Regions from separate parts of the Homo sapiens genome. Here region 1 is linked to region 2. Evidence: chromatin contacts called from ENCODE Hi-C or POLR2A ChIA-PET data. All regions are on one chromosome and are shown on one strand. The core of a region is the stretch at or near the end of the contact, and the rest is flanking DNA. Distances in the headings are between cores, read along the strand shown.

Evidence for each region. A loop is a pair of places that touch in the nucleus more often than their neighbours do. ChIA-PET counts read pairs that join two places held with the same protein, here RNA polymerase II (POLR2A). Pooled maps may share reads with other maps.
Region 1: a pooled map shows a loop between it and region 2 (7-fold over the local background). The contact joins two enhancer-like sites. A Hi-C loop is called at or near these places in 3 of 168 maps with a recorded cell type or tissue (PC-9, cardiac septum and endothelial cell of hepatic sinusoid), 1 of 37 single-sample maps with no recorded cell type and 9 of 50 pooled maps. POLR2A ChIA-PET finds 5 or more read pairs at or near these places in 6 of 52 experiments (AG04450, BJ, H1 and 3 more).

Annotation. Positions count from the first base shown.
Region 1 is chr20:34,576,499-34,583,292 of GRCh38, reverse strand. PIGU (phosphatidylinositol glycan anchor biosynthesis class U) reads left to right here. Exons shown (of 12, transcript NM_080476.5): 10 at 1,621-1,745. Among named protein-coding and RNA genes, the nearest start is that of MAP1LC3A, 21 kb to the right of the region's middle. RefSeq lists an enhancer at 1-98. Within about 2 kb of position 3,997, at least 13 of the 41 ENCODE cell types and tissues checked have a DNase peak (open chromatin) inside an H3K27ac peak, as active enhancers do.
Region 2 is chr20:34,534,622-34,541,470 of GRCh38, reverse strand. DYNLRB1 (dynein light chain roadblock-type 1) reads right to left here. Exons shown (of 4, transcript NM_014183.4): 3 at 6,676-6,843; 4 at 513-890. The coding sequence ends at 847. Among named protein-coding and RNA genes, the nearest start is that of MAP1LC3A, 21 kb to the left of the region's middle. RefSeq lists a silencer at 2,614-2,723. Within about 2 kb of position 4,255, at least 2 of the 41 ENCODE cell types and tissues checked have a DNase peak (open chromatin) inside an H3K27ac peak, as active enhancers do.

The DNA of each region.
Region 1 (6,794 bases), core at 2,748-5,247, 42 kb before region 2:
TGCCGTTGTTACCAGCTACCTGAAAAGCCTGAAGCCAGTGATGTGGATTGTGTTTAGGAAGATGTTCACACTGAGCTATAGCTGGACGCTTCTTAGAGGCTACAGGGCTGCACGCCTTTGCCAAGCTGCGTTTCTGAGGCACTTGCTGCACAGCAGCACTGGAGCATTCTGGGTGTGGACATGTTTGTCTGCACATCTCAGATTCATACCCATTGAGTCACCCTGACCTTTGACCTGCAAGACAAAAAGGTCATTAATCTCTGAAGAAAACCTTCATGGGCTAGGCATCTAGGTACTGTGCAGAAGTAGGCCATGTGCATGTGGTTGAAATGTAGCTGAGGAGGGTATAGATCCAGCCTCTCCCTGTTGGCTTCCCTTTAGCACTTGGTCAGCTCTCGGAGGGGCACCGAGATTGAGCTCTGTCCCCCAACTCTCTCCTGACCAGAGCTTGGAAGTGTGATCAGCACTCAGGAGAATGGTATTGGGCGTGATTAAGAGCTCTGGAGACAACTCCATCGCTTACTAACCTACTCAGTCAGTGCACTTCTCTGAATCTGTTTCCTCATCTGTGAAGTACAGGTGAGAGGATTGCCTACTTTTTTTTTTTCTTTTTGAGACAAGGTCTCACACTGTGTCATCCAGGCTGGAGTGCAGTGGTTGATCATGGCTCACTGCAGCCTCAACCTCCTGGCACCAGCAACCCTCCCACCTCAGCCTCCTGAATAGCTGAGATTACAGCCATATGCCACCACACCCGGCTAATTTTTAAATTTTTTGTAGAGATGAGATTTCACTATGTTGCCTAGGCTGGTCTCAAACTCCTGGGCTCAAGCCATCCTCCTGCCTCAGCCTCCCGAAGTGCTAGGATTACAGATGTGAGCCACTGCGCCTGGCCCAGGATTGCCTGCCTTGAGGGGTGGTTGAGATGTGGTGAGGATCACGTGAGAGGATGCAGGAAAAGGACTTTACACAGAGGGAGTTCAGGAGAGGATACCCATTGCTATCACTTATTATTAGGTTAAAATAATAATTGAAACTGCTATTAGTTTAAGTTAACAAGAATAGTCCCAGCCCTTAAGAACTGAAAAGCTCTGTGCAGTTCACAGTTCTCTTCCTGGAAAGAAGTTCATCGCACTATGGGTCTGTAGACCCTGCTGACCATGTTGTTAGAGAAAAAAGGCATCAGCAAGGAGGCACTTCCTGCCTTGCGTCCAATTGTCAGAGGGGCCTCTGGCAAGGGAGGCTGCCTAATTATCCTGCCAAGCAGTCATTTAAGCCCAGTCATAAAGAATGCTGACTTCATTTGTTTTCTTCCTCTGTGGCTCCTAGGGGAAGGCCCAGAGCTGGCAGAGGCAGAGGGGGACTGTTGATGGGAAATGTCTCTGTGGGCTGTTTCCCTAGTGTTTGCCAGGCCCTCCTCACCACCTCTGGGTATTTCTGGGTCCCTGCAGTTTTCTGCTCTGCTACTGGGGCCTGGCCCATGCCTTGTGGATAGCAGAGCCAGCCCCTTCCTGAAGTCCCCTGAGGATTATTTTTGGTTCAAAGGATGGAGTCAGGAGTCTCTAGGGTAGGCCTGGTCCCTGACTCATCTCTCTCTCTCTTTCCCCTGCCCTGCCCCAGGGAGCACCCCATCTTCTTCATGTTTATCCAGATCGCTGTCATCGCCATCTTTAAGTCCTACCCGACAGTGGGGGACGTGGCGCTCTACATGGCCTTCTTCCCCGTGTGGAACCATCTCTACAGATGTGAGTACTCCCGCCTCTGCCACAGATTTGTGTCAGCCTGGGCCTGGATGAGACTGCTGCAGGGAAAAGGAATTCATAGGCATTTACCAGGCACCTGTTATGCTGGCAGCACTAGGAGGGGAGCAGAGGCATGAAGCACAATATCTGCTTCCAGGTGCCGCGGACTTGTGATGATAAAAATAATTGCCATTTATTGAGCACTTACTGTGTACCTGGCCACTGTGGCTCTCACAGTGTTACATGCATTAATTAGCTCATTTGATCTTCACACCAGCCTTTGAGGTAAGTATCCACGTTTTGCAGATGAGAAAACTGAGGTACAGAAAGGTAGAGCCACTCATTCAAAGTCACGTGACTTCTAATTAGAAGAGCCGGGATTGGAATCCAGATCTGTGAACCCCTACCCAGTGCTGTCCAGCAGGGCTTTATGATGATGAAAAAGTCCTCTGTCTGCACAGTTCAATAGGGTAACTAGCCACTTGTGTGCCTGAGAACCTGAATTTTTAATTTAAATTTCAGAAGCCACATGTAGCTAGGCTACCATACTAGACAGCAGAACTCTATGCCCTGGGCTTTGAACCATTCCCCAGCGCTGCACCCAAAGGTTACTAGAAGGCAGAGGGGCAAAGTTAGACTTCCCTGCCCACTGTGACAACCCCTCTAAGCTCTAACCATCCCCTCTTCAGAGGTGGCTTAGTGGTGACCTATCTGTGCTGCCTAGGCCCCCAGTGCTCTTAGCCCTCTATGGTGGGTTCTTTTCATTGTTTGGGGGCTCCGTCAGGGTAGATATCACAACTCATTCACCTTTGTGTCCCCAGCACTCAGGACTGAAGCTGACACATAGAAGACCTTGCAAACATTTGTGGAGCGGGTTTTTAAACCTCCCCAATAAAGAGGCAGTGTCAGTGGCCCAGCACCACCTGATTCTCTAAACGAGGCATGGAAGGGAGCTGTTGAACTTTCCTTGCCTGCTGTGGGTGTCCAGCAAGGTGTCAAGAATGAACTAGGGAGTGCAGGCTTCAGAGGAAGTGAATCTTTGTTGTTGTTTTGGGTGTCAACCAGGAAGTGAAACTGACTAGCTGTGGGAAGCAGCCTACCTATAGGAGTGTGCCTCTGAGTGAAGGTAAACAGTGGTGTGGGCAGCTGAGCCAGGGCTACGCCTGCAGGTGATGGCCTAGTGGGGCTGTGACCCATCTGGCCTGACTGGGAGGAGGAAGCAGTGTCTTCTGTGGTGACATCCTCTCTGCACAGACAAGAGTCACCCAGTCCAGCAGGTTGAGAGTCAGCTTGGGGCCCCTCGGCAGAGTGGCCAGTGACAAACCATGAGACCACCAAAACATGGACATGCCTCAGTTTGTGATAGTGGATTTCAAGAATGTAGAATGGATTTTTGTGGTTGCCCATCCCACACTGGGCACTCTTTCTCTCTCAGTGACTGTCTTTCATCCCATTTGCTGAGCAGTCTGGAGAGTCACTTGACTCCGATTCCTGGCATTGCCATTACGAGCCCCATGTGTTCTTAGGCACATCATTTAACCTTTCTGAGCATCTGATTTTTCCATTAATCAAATAAAGAAAATAACTCATGAGTGTGTTAAGTTTGAGAAAGAATATCTGTAAATAGCACTGCAGTTAGTATCGTGAGTAATAATTATGCAGGGGAGTCTCTCACATAGTTCCGTGATCAGAGCTTCGGGCTTGGTAGCCAGAGTCATCAGAATAAACATATTTTTCAAGACGAATAAACTATTTTATGCCCTCTGGGGTGAGGAGGCACAAAGAAGAAGGATGGGGTTTCCAGAAACCTGAATGATCTAATAGTTGCTTTTGCTGGCTGGCAGGGCACATAGTCTGCAGGTTCAGGTTGTCTGAAGATCCTGCAGAGAACAGTAGCTGTCCACCTTTGCTTCACTGCTCCTGCAGCAGGGAGTACACGTGCTTGGAGAACCTGCTTGGGGCTTGACAACTGTGAATCATTATTAGCTGGGAGCAGCATCAGCCCTGGTCCTTAGGACCTATGAGTGGGATGTATGTGTTGAGACGTGTTTAAGCCTACGTTGAATATATTTAATGTGGCTAGGAATTCCATTTAAACATTAGCTGTCAGCGCTAACATGCATGCTCCCACATTCACCTTTCTGTTTTCCTGTGCAGTGGAGAGGAGAAAAGGAACGTGGCCCCTCCCTGAGTGTAGGTCCCAGACGCTGGACTCTCTGGAGCTTGGATGAGTCATACAGACGCACAATTGTGGTGTTAGGGAACAGCCTGCTGGCAGAACCCATGCCAGCCTGCATGGTACAGCAGAAGGAGCCAGTTACCAAAGGGCTGGATTTGTGTGTGTGTTTGTTTTGTTTTTATTACTATTGTATAGCGATAAAAGAATGTTGATAGATATACATATAAAGAATCATGATAAAATATATTCCCACGTGTTTTGGCACCTCGTTTAAGAAAGGGAATATCACCATGGCCTTTGAAGTCCCCAAATCCCCCCTGTTCCCCTTCTGATTGGACTGGATTTTTCAGGTGAGATTTTCTTTCCGAATGCCTGAGGCTCTGAAGGGAAAGTGGCTTGCCTGAAGTTCCAGTTCATCAATCATGGTGCCAGAGATTGGATAAGCCACCCAGTGAATGTGGTGGGGAACCTGATTCCATCTGGCCTCGCAAGTCTGATGAAGGGTGAAGCCTTTCACCTTGTTAGGCCCTGGTCACCTCTGACGCTTTCTGATGCCTGGAACAAGCTGTCCCGTACCCCAGGTCTCCAGCTCCATCTGCTCTGGCATATATAGCTTTAATCTTCTGGCCTGTCAGCCAGCAAGAGTGAATAGCAGCTCCCCATTCCTGCAGAGGTCACCACAGGCCAGAAGCCAACTGCATGCTGGTGATGGTTCTCTAGCCGCATGGGAATGTATCTTTGCAGCCCTTCGAGATAGCACCCAGAGGCTGCCAGTGAGCTTCTCTCGTCTCTTTGCACTTGGTTTCCTTCCTGTCACCCTGTCTGAAATCTGTGTCCCTGGCTGGAGGCACAGAACAAGAACCACCTGGTCTGGCAGGCTGCAAACATTTTATTTTGGGAATAGTCTGTATTCTTTTCAGCAAAATAATTTCCAGGGGATCAGAAAGAACCACTGAGAAATGTACATAGTGATGTTGGGTTAGAGGAGTGGGAAGCATTTGTTCTCCTTCTTGAGGTAGTAACATGGTTTAATAATAATAGTAATTCTCAGTGAAAACGTCCCTTTGCAAGACTCCTTGTTCCTGGGAGGTCTCAGGAGGCTTGAGTCAGGGTTTTGGCCTCTCATCTTTGAAAACCCAGAATTGAGAAACTTCAGATTAGAAAAGAGGATCTTGCAAGCCCTCCAGGCCAGTGTCCAAATTGTGGGATTTCTTAGACCACTAATGTTTCAATAAACTCGGGTGACAGATTGCCAGCTTTTTATTTTGCTGAAGACATTAAAACAATCAACTACCAGCCATTCTTCCCCATGTTATAAAATGAAGGACTTTTTAATGACAACAACAAAATGATACCTATCATTTCTCAATAAAGAATGAACTGTAACTTGAAAACATTCAGCTTTACAAAGAACTGTGAACTACCGTGTCCTGATTATTCTCCTTTTGACACAGTTGGGTGGCATCTCTGTTGCAGACTGTAAGGGGCTGCAGCTGTAATCCAGTGGTTCGCAGCCTCGACTGCATATTGGAATTACCTGGGAAGCTTTTAAAACCTCATATGGATGCCTGAACCCCACCCTAGAGACTTTGACTAGTCTGAGGGCTCTCCGTGTGATTTCATTTTGTTTTGTTTGTTTGTTTGTTTGTTTGTTTTGAGACAGAGTCTTGCTCTGTTGCTCAGGCTGGAGTGCAGTGGTGCAATCTCGGCTCACTGCAACCTCTGCCTCTCCACTTCCAGCAATTCTCGTGCCTCAGCCTCCTGAGTAGCTGGGATTATAGGCACCCGCCACCATGCCTGGCTAATTTTTGTATTTTTAGTAGAGACGGGTTTTTGCCACGTTGGCCAGGCTGGTTTCGAACTCTTGACCTCAGGTGATCTACCTGCCTCAGCCTCCCAAAGTGCTGGGATTACAGGCGTGAGCCACCATACCCGGCCGTGATTTTGTTTTGTAGCGGGAGTTGAGAATCATCTGTATCATCTAGGCCCCTTGCAATGCATGAGCCCCCAGTATAGCATCTCTACTAAGTTGTACAACTAATATAAATGGCCTAAATGTTTGGGAGTTTCTCCACCCTTTAAGTCTCTCAAAACTGTCACTTGGGAGAAGGGATTTCCTGAAGGTCAGTATCAGAGAAGAGAAGGGAACTTCCATTCATTAAGTGTCTGCTGGGAACCAGGCACAGTGCTAAGTTCTTTTTAAAAAGGTATTCTTTTAATTATTTTAAATGATATTTATTAGTTTTTAAAAATATGATAAAGATAAAGAAAAGTAACAGACAATCCTCCTGTGTGATAACCCCTAGAGAGTTAAAACGGGGGAAAAAGTACAGTGTGGTAGGCAGGGTAGTAGCCCTCCCCTCACAAAGATGTCCACGTTGTAATCCCCAGAACCTGTGAAGACATCGCCTTACATGGCAAAGGGACTTTAAGACCTTGGGAGGGGAGATTATCCTGGACAATCCAGGTGGCCCCAGTGTAATCACAAGTGTCCCTCAAAGTGGAAGAGGTGGAGGTGGGGGGAATATGGGAAATCTTCTGCCCAATTTTGCTGTGAAACTAAAACTTCCCTAAAAAATAAAGTCCACTGGGCTTCTTTGTGCATGCCTGTAGTTCCAGCTACTCAGGAGGCTGAGACAGGAGGATCCCTGGAGCCCAGGAATTCGAGGCTTCAGTGAGATATGATCCAGCCACTCCACTCCAGCTTGGGCAATGTAGTGAGATTCCATCTCAAAATAAATAGTCTATTTTAAAAAAAAGATGGAAGAGGGAGGCAGAAGAGAAGGTCTGAGTGATGCAATGTGAGAAGGCCTCAATCCACCATTGCTGGATTTGCAGCTGGAAGGGGGTCATGAACCAAGGAATGCAGGGGG
Region 2 (6,849 bases), core at 3,006-5,505:
TCACTTGGGTGAACGGGGGCCCTCCAGGATTTCTGGGGCAGATAGTGTGGGAAGAGCAAGGCTATTTGAGTCTGAGACCTGTGTCCTGGCTGTGAGGGCGTAGGTAAGCCATTCTAAACCCAAGTCCCCATGTCTGAGGTGGCCCTAACACTCTGTCTACAGATGGTACCGTGAGGTGAGAGCTACTGTATGTTACACGCCAGGTGCATTCCGGGTCCTCAGTAAGTACCACTCTCTTCCCCAGTGCAGCATAGTAGAAAAAATCTTTCAACACTGGCAGCAGTGGGAAACAGTAAAAGAAGGACTAGGGCCAAGAGGCCCAGAAACCAGAGCACCAATTATACACCAAGCTACACTAAGTATGGCCACAGGCACAAGAAGCAGCAGGCCTCTCGGACACCATGAACATCATCTCCCACCAGGGCTGGAGGAGGCAACCGGGCCTCCGACGTGTGATTACACAGGAAGAGTGAGGCCTTTTCAACCTAGTGTTTAAAGACACAACAGACGGGTAAGCATTTTGGTTATTTTTAGTTAAAGAAAAACAGCTTTCTCCAAGGGCGACAAAGTGAACTGAAGGTCAGAAGGAAGCTGGGTGCGGGCTTCCTGCAAGCTCTTGCTCCAAAACCTGGAAGTGAGGAGAGGGCGCTCCGGAGCTCTGGGGAAGGTTGGTGCACACAGGGGTTCCGTTGGTGGGGGAGAAGAGCCGCCAGCCCACACACGGTCACTGGATTGGTGTGAGTGGGTTCCAAGCGACTGCCATGTGCTAGTCCACTGACATGATTGACATTAACATTCTTGGGGGGCATTAAATTAAGGAATGACACAGGGAGCCAAGAGAGTGGCTTATTCGGTTGGATTCTGAATCACAATCAGGAAATAGTCTTTATCTGCAAAAGAGAAAAATGAAAAAAAATCACTAAATGTAAAATGAGAGAAAAACACACAAGAAAGCAAATAAACCATTAAATCACTAACCATAAAATGAGGAAGGGGAGAAAGCAACAAAAAGCATCAACGTTCAGCATCTCCAAATGCTGGGAAAACGGAAGATAAACCTTTAAGATTCCTGCAGGGGCTCCTGCAAGAGGGGCCTCCCCATACCGGGCAGCGGGCACTCTACAGTGTGTCGTCTCTTCTAATCCTCCCCACGACAGTGGCAGCAGGTAGGCAGGATTCTCACCCCTGTTTTCCAGGTGGGGGGACTCCAGTTCAAAGAGCTCCAATGAATTGCCTAAGGCCATGGTTGTCAAGCTAGCAGGCATCCCAACCACCTGGAGGGCTCTACGCCCAGAACCATCATTTAGTGGGGCTGGGGCAAAGCCCAAGAGTTTGCATTTCTCTAACAAGTTCCCAGGTGATGCTGATGTTGTAGGCTGTGGGAGGACCACTGGCTTAAGGTTACCCAGCTACTTAGTGTCAAAGATGGAATTCCGACATACTTCACTGGACTTGGGTAATGTCATTTTCTTTTTTCTCTCTCTCTTTTTTTCCCCTCCGCGAGACAGAGCAAGAGCTCTGTCACCCAGGCTGAGTACAGTGGTGCGATCATGACTCGCTGCAGCCTTGACCTCCTGGGCTCAGGTGATCCTCCCGCCTCAGCCTCCCATGTAGCTGGGACTACAGGCACACCCCACCAAACCTGGGTAAATTTTTAAAAAGTTTTTTGTAGAAGGTCAGGCGTGGTGGCTCACGTAGCACTTTGGGAGGCCAAGGTGGGCAGATCACTTGAGGTCAGGAATTCAAGACCAGCCTGGCCAACATGGTGAAACCCCATCTCTACTAAAAATACAAAAATTAGCCAGGCTTGGTGGCAGGTGCCTGTAATCCCAGCTACTTGGGAGGCTGAGGCAGGAGATCTGCCTGAACTTGGGAGGCAGAAGTTGCAGATCGCCTCACTGCACTCCAGCCTGGGTGATAAAGTGAGACTCCATTAAGAAAAAAAAAAAGTTTTGTACAGATGGGGTCTCACTATGTTGCCCAAGCTGGTTGCAAACTCCTGGGCTCGAGTGATCCTCCTGTCTCAGCCTCCCAAAGTGTTGGGATTATAGGTGTGAGCAACCACACCCAGCCAGTTAATGTCAATTTCTGTCACAAACTCAATTTGTTGGCTTTCCAGAACCTTCTGAATAAGAAAATTTCAAAATGGGACAAAGCAGCCTGGATTCCAGCTCCAGGGATCTGGCCCTGTAAGGAGGAATGTCCACCATTAAATCACAGCAAGTCCAAGTCCTTGGAGGTGAGCCTGAGTGCCTCCCGTTTCACTGAAGAGGTAACTGGAGAAGTGGTATTGTTGCATTTAGGGCTTGATGATTTGGAGTAAAAGACACTGATGTTACCGATTGTGCCTATTTTTATCAGTGGCTTGTTAATTATTTGTTTTCATTAGTGATTTTTATATATGCAGATTTACCCACTTAATCAAACTGCAAACATTGATCAAGGCTTCTTTGTGTCCAGGTCTGGGCCACCCACTTCTCACACGGCACCTCAGTGAATCCTCGAGTCACTCTGAGAACACGGAGCCTCAGAGAGTTAAAGGGCTTGCCCAATCCAGGGTAAATCCACAGGTGGAGTGGGGACAGGGACCTGGGTTTGACCCCATACTCTGAACTGCCCTGGTCTGCTGCCCCCTGCTGAGCATGAGCGAAATGGCAGGACCTCAGCCAAGTCACTTTGTGGCTGTTCAGAGCCAAGCCTAAAGCTTGGTTCTTCCCACGAAGATGGGCTGTTGCAACAGGGAAGAAACAGAAATGAAGTGACTAACAGTTTCATGGCTAACCAATCTGCATACATAAAAATCACTAATGAAAACAGAAATAATTAACAAGCCACTGATAAAAATAGGCACAATCGGTAACATCAGTGTCTTTTACTCCAAATCATCAAGCCCTAAATGCAACAATACCACTTCAGGTGCTTTGTGAGAGGTAGTGTGTGTTGAAGGTTGTGTAGGCTGAGTTAGTTACCTCAGCTTTAATACTAGTGAAGTTAATAAGTGAAAACTAGAAGTCTGTTTTTTTTGTTTTGTTTTTTGAGACTGGGTCTCGCTGTTGCCCAGGCTGGAGTGCAGTGGCGTGATCATGGCTCACTGCAGCCTCAACTGCCCAGGCTCAAGCGATCCTCCTGCCTCAGCCTCCCGAGTAGCTGGGAATACTGGTGCCACCATGTCCAGCTAACAAAAGTTTGTGTTAAAATGTCTTGGCCGGGCATGGTGGCTCACGCATATAATCCCAGCACTTTGGGAGGCTGAGGTGGGAGAATCGCTTGAGCCTAGGAGTTTGACACCAGCCTGGGCAACATAGTGAAACCCTGTCTCTACCAAAAAAAAAAAAAAAAAAAAAAATGCTGGGTGTGGCGACACATGCCTGTGGTCCCAGCAGTATACTAGGGAGGCTGAGGCTGCAGAGAGCCATGATCGCACCACTGCACTCCAGCCTGGGCAACAGAGCTAGACCCTGTCTCAAAAAAAAAAAAAAAAAAAAGCCTGTTCACGTGGGCGGTTCTGGGCCAGGGTGGGGTGAATGTGGCACACATGTGGAGAGCCACACTGTCTGGAACACCTGCTGCTGTCTGCAGCCTGGGAAGCAGTACCTCAGCTGGATGGGGTCAGGTCAGGCAGGTGGGAAGGCATGGATCTCCCTCCCGGGCCAGGCTGCTCCAGGCTGCCCACGATGTGTAGGGTGCTAACTACAGTCTCAAACGGGCACTTCCAGCAGCAGCCAGGCCTGCTCTACGCCTGTGGCCACCCCTGGGTCCTGTGTTCTGTAGCCATCCTGAGGCAATTCAGCGCCAGGGCCTCCTAGGCTCTGCGTGGTGGCTCCTGACCACAGGAGTTCTGGCACCAAAACCCAATTATTTTTTCTTGGCCACATAAAAGTGGGTATGTCAAAGTGTCAAATCACTGGTTTTCATCCTAAAACTATGCCCCACAGACATCCCTGACCCCGTCCCCACTGCTGACCCCACTTCTGACCCATATCAGTGGGGTGTCAGCAGTGGAGGGAGGTTTACAGAGTCATTCATTTATTTAATCAATGGATATTTGCTAGATGCTTACTATGTGCTTACAAGCCCCTGCCCTCATAGAACTTACTCTCAAGTGGAGTAGATGGCCTTAAAAATGCAGGTAAGCATTTGGTGACGAGGAAGGACTTGAGTGGCAGCAGTGAGGCTGAGCCAAAGAAGCATGCTCTGTAAGACAAGCTCAGCGCGCCACCGTCCTCCAGCACAGCGCCGCATGTGTGTGGGAGAGAGACAGTGTGACTTGAGAGCACGGGCGCCCCCTGCAGTGCTGCCAAGGTGAGGGACTGGCCACCTCATCCTCCTCCACTGACAAGGTTGTGGGATCTCCAGGCCTGTGAACCCCAAGGAGAACCCCCTACTTGGGAGCTGCCCATTCTGGACTCAAGCACCAACCACAGTCATGGGCTCTGAATGCCTGTGGGTCTTCAGGGCCAAATTGGAGACGCTGCCGCTGCCAAGTTGAGACCTGAATGGCCAGGAGCTTTCAGATGACACTGTCCTTCCAGAGGAGACATTCTCAGGAGCTTTATGCCAAGGGACACTGTCTGTGGAGAATTTGTCTGATTTGGAGACCAAGTAATTTGCTCCCTTCCCCCATACCCTGAACTCCCAGTGGGCCACTGGGGAGCACAAGGTCTGCTGTGCACAGGGTGAGCAGGGGGACTGTTCCCGGCCCAACTTTTTTTTTTTTTTTTTTTTTGAGACAGAGTCTCACTCTGTTTCCCAGGCTGGAGTGCAGTGGCGCGATCTCAGCTCACTGCAAGCTCCGCCTCCTGGGTTCAAGTGATTCTCCTGCCTCAGCGTCCCAAGTACCTGGGATTACAGGTGTGCGCCACCATGCCCAGCTAATTTTTTTATTTTTAGTAGAGACGGGGTTTCACCATGTTGGTCAGGCTGGTCTTGAACTCCTGACCTTGTGATCCGCCTGCCTTGGCCTCCCAAAGTGCTGGGATTACAGGCGTGAGCCACTGCGCTCCATCCCGGCCCGACTTTTGGGGAGTGAAGCTTTGTCCTCTGCAGTCACACAACATGACAACCTGGGAGGAACTGCAGTTTAAATCTGATTCCAAGGCTTTTTCCCCCAACCCAGGTCAACACACTCAACCAGGCAGGGTGGCTCAGGACATCAGCACAGCACAGTCCCCTACTCGACACTTTACAGATGTGGATTTGCAGGTGTTCTGCGACTTGCCCAGGGTCATGCTTGTGGGAAGCAAAGCTGGGAAAACAGATTCTGTGCCTCCTGCAGTCTTTTCTCCCCGATGGATCAGGCATTACACACAGAAGCGTGATTTTGGAATAATAGACTCTGGAGTTATTCTTATGTTCTTCTCTGTGACTGAACTGCTCTGTCCCCACCCCTCTAGGGAGTGTCCCAGGGAGCCTGTGGGCTGCTGTGACTGGCTCTATAGTTCTTTCCTGCCCATCCTTCCAGGCCTGGTGACAGAACCTATGCTGGTCTGCTGCAGGGAGTGGCTGACCTCCCATCAAATTACCTCAGAACTCTGTGGCCAGCCTCCTTGCCCTCTGTGTTGCCAGTCCAGAGCATTCAGTGTCCCCAGACCCCCCACTGCCTTCCTTTATCCAGGTCCTAATCATAATCCTATCACCTCCTGCCCTAAAAACCTCTGCTTGCAAGATCAAGTCCATGCAACTGAGTTAGGTGTTTGTGGCCCCTTCTAAACTGGACCAAAGCCTCACCTCCCACTCCTCCCCACTCACATCCTGATGCCCTAGATAAGCGGCACTGCAGCGGGAGTGCACCATCACGCGCATACGTGACGCACGCACACTCAACTATGTGGCTCAGCCAAGAAAAAGCAGAGTGAGAAAAAAGTAATAATGCAAAGACGGCCCTGGAGGCTCTGCCTGCCACCCCAGTCCATGAGTGAGAGCGAGGGAGCCGGGCAGGAGATGTGGCTCTGTTGCTCGCTCCTGTGCTCCCATCCTTGTGGGCTCCTCCCAGAATGAGCATCTCCTCACCCTGAGAATGATCCTAAGGACTAAACACAGGCCTTGGTTGCACCACAGAGCCCCCAAATGCAAGGCAAGCACCTCGCGTAAAGGAAACAAAGCAATCTGCTCCCGTGCGGCAGGAAAAGCTGGCTGTAAGGGGCCTAAAGACAGGCCTGGCCTTTACAAGTGGGCAGAGAACATGTTTTCAAGGATAAAATGATACAGTACTTTTGCTTTACATTTTGGAGAAGAATCACTGAATATTCTTCCAAACGTGGCTTTCCGCCCCTCCGCCTTGCTCACACTGCTTCCTGGTGCCCTTAAGATTCAGCTCCAGTGTCCCCTCTTCTGGGAAGCTTTTGCAGACAGCCCCAGACAGGCCTGGCCACACCCTCCTCTATGTCCCAAATGCCTTTGAGTTTTCTCCTATCAAGGAAGGGGAGACACACATGATGCTCACGTGTCTGTCTATCTCAGGAGACTGGGGTTACCCTCTGGGGCCGGTCCCTGGGAGGATCTGCTATGGGACACCAGCTGGAGGCTGGCTAGGCAGTGAGGCAACAACCCAATTCCTTCAACTCCTCGGGCCCTGCTTGGATCCTCTGGAGACACCACTGTGCCAGGACTCCTGATGAGCCACAGAGAATGTGCCATGAGGTCTGTTCCTACATGGGGAGGTAGAAGACCCCTTACCTGGTGCAACCATAATTTCATTTTTCTTGGAGCGAATTCGAAGGAAGGTGAGATCGTTCTGGGGGTCGATGTCACGCACGGTGCTCCGTGCCTTCAGGATGAAGCTGTGCATGAGGCTGGCATACTGGGTGGTGGTGGGGTTGTCCATGGTGCTCTTGATGGGAATGCCTGAGG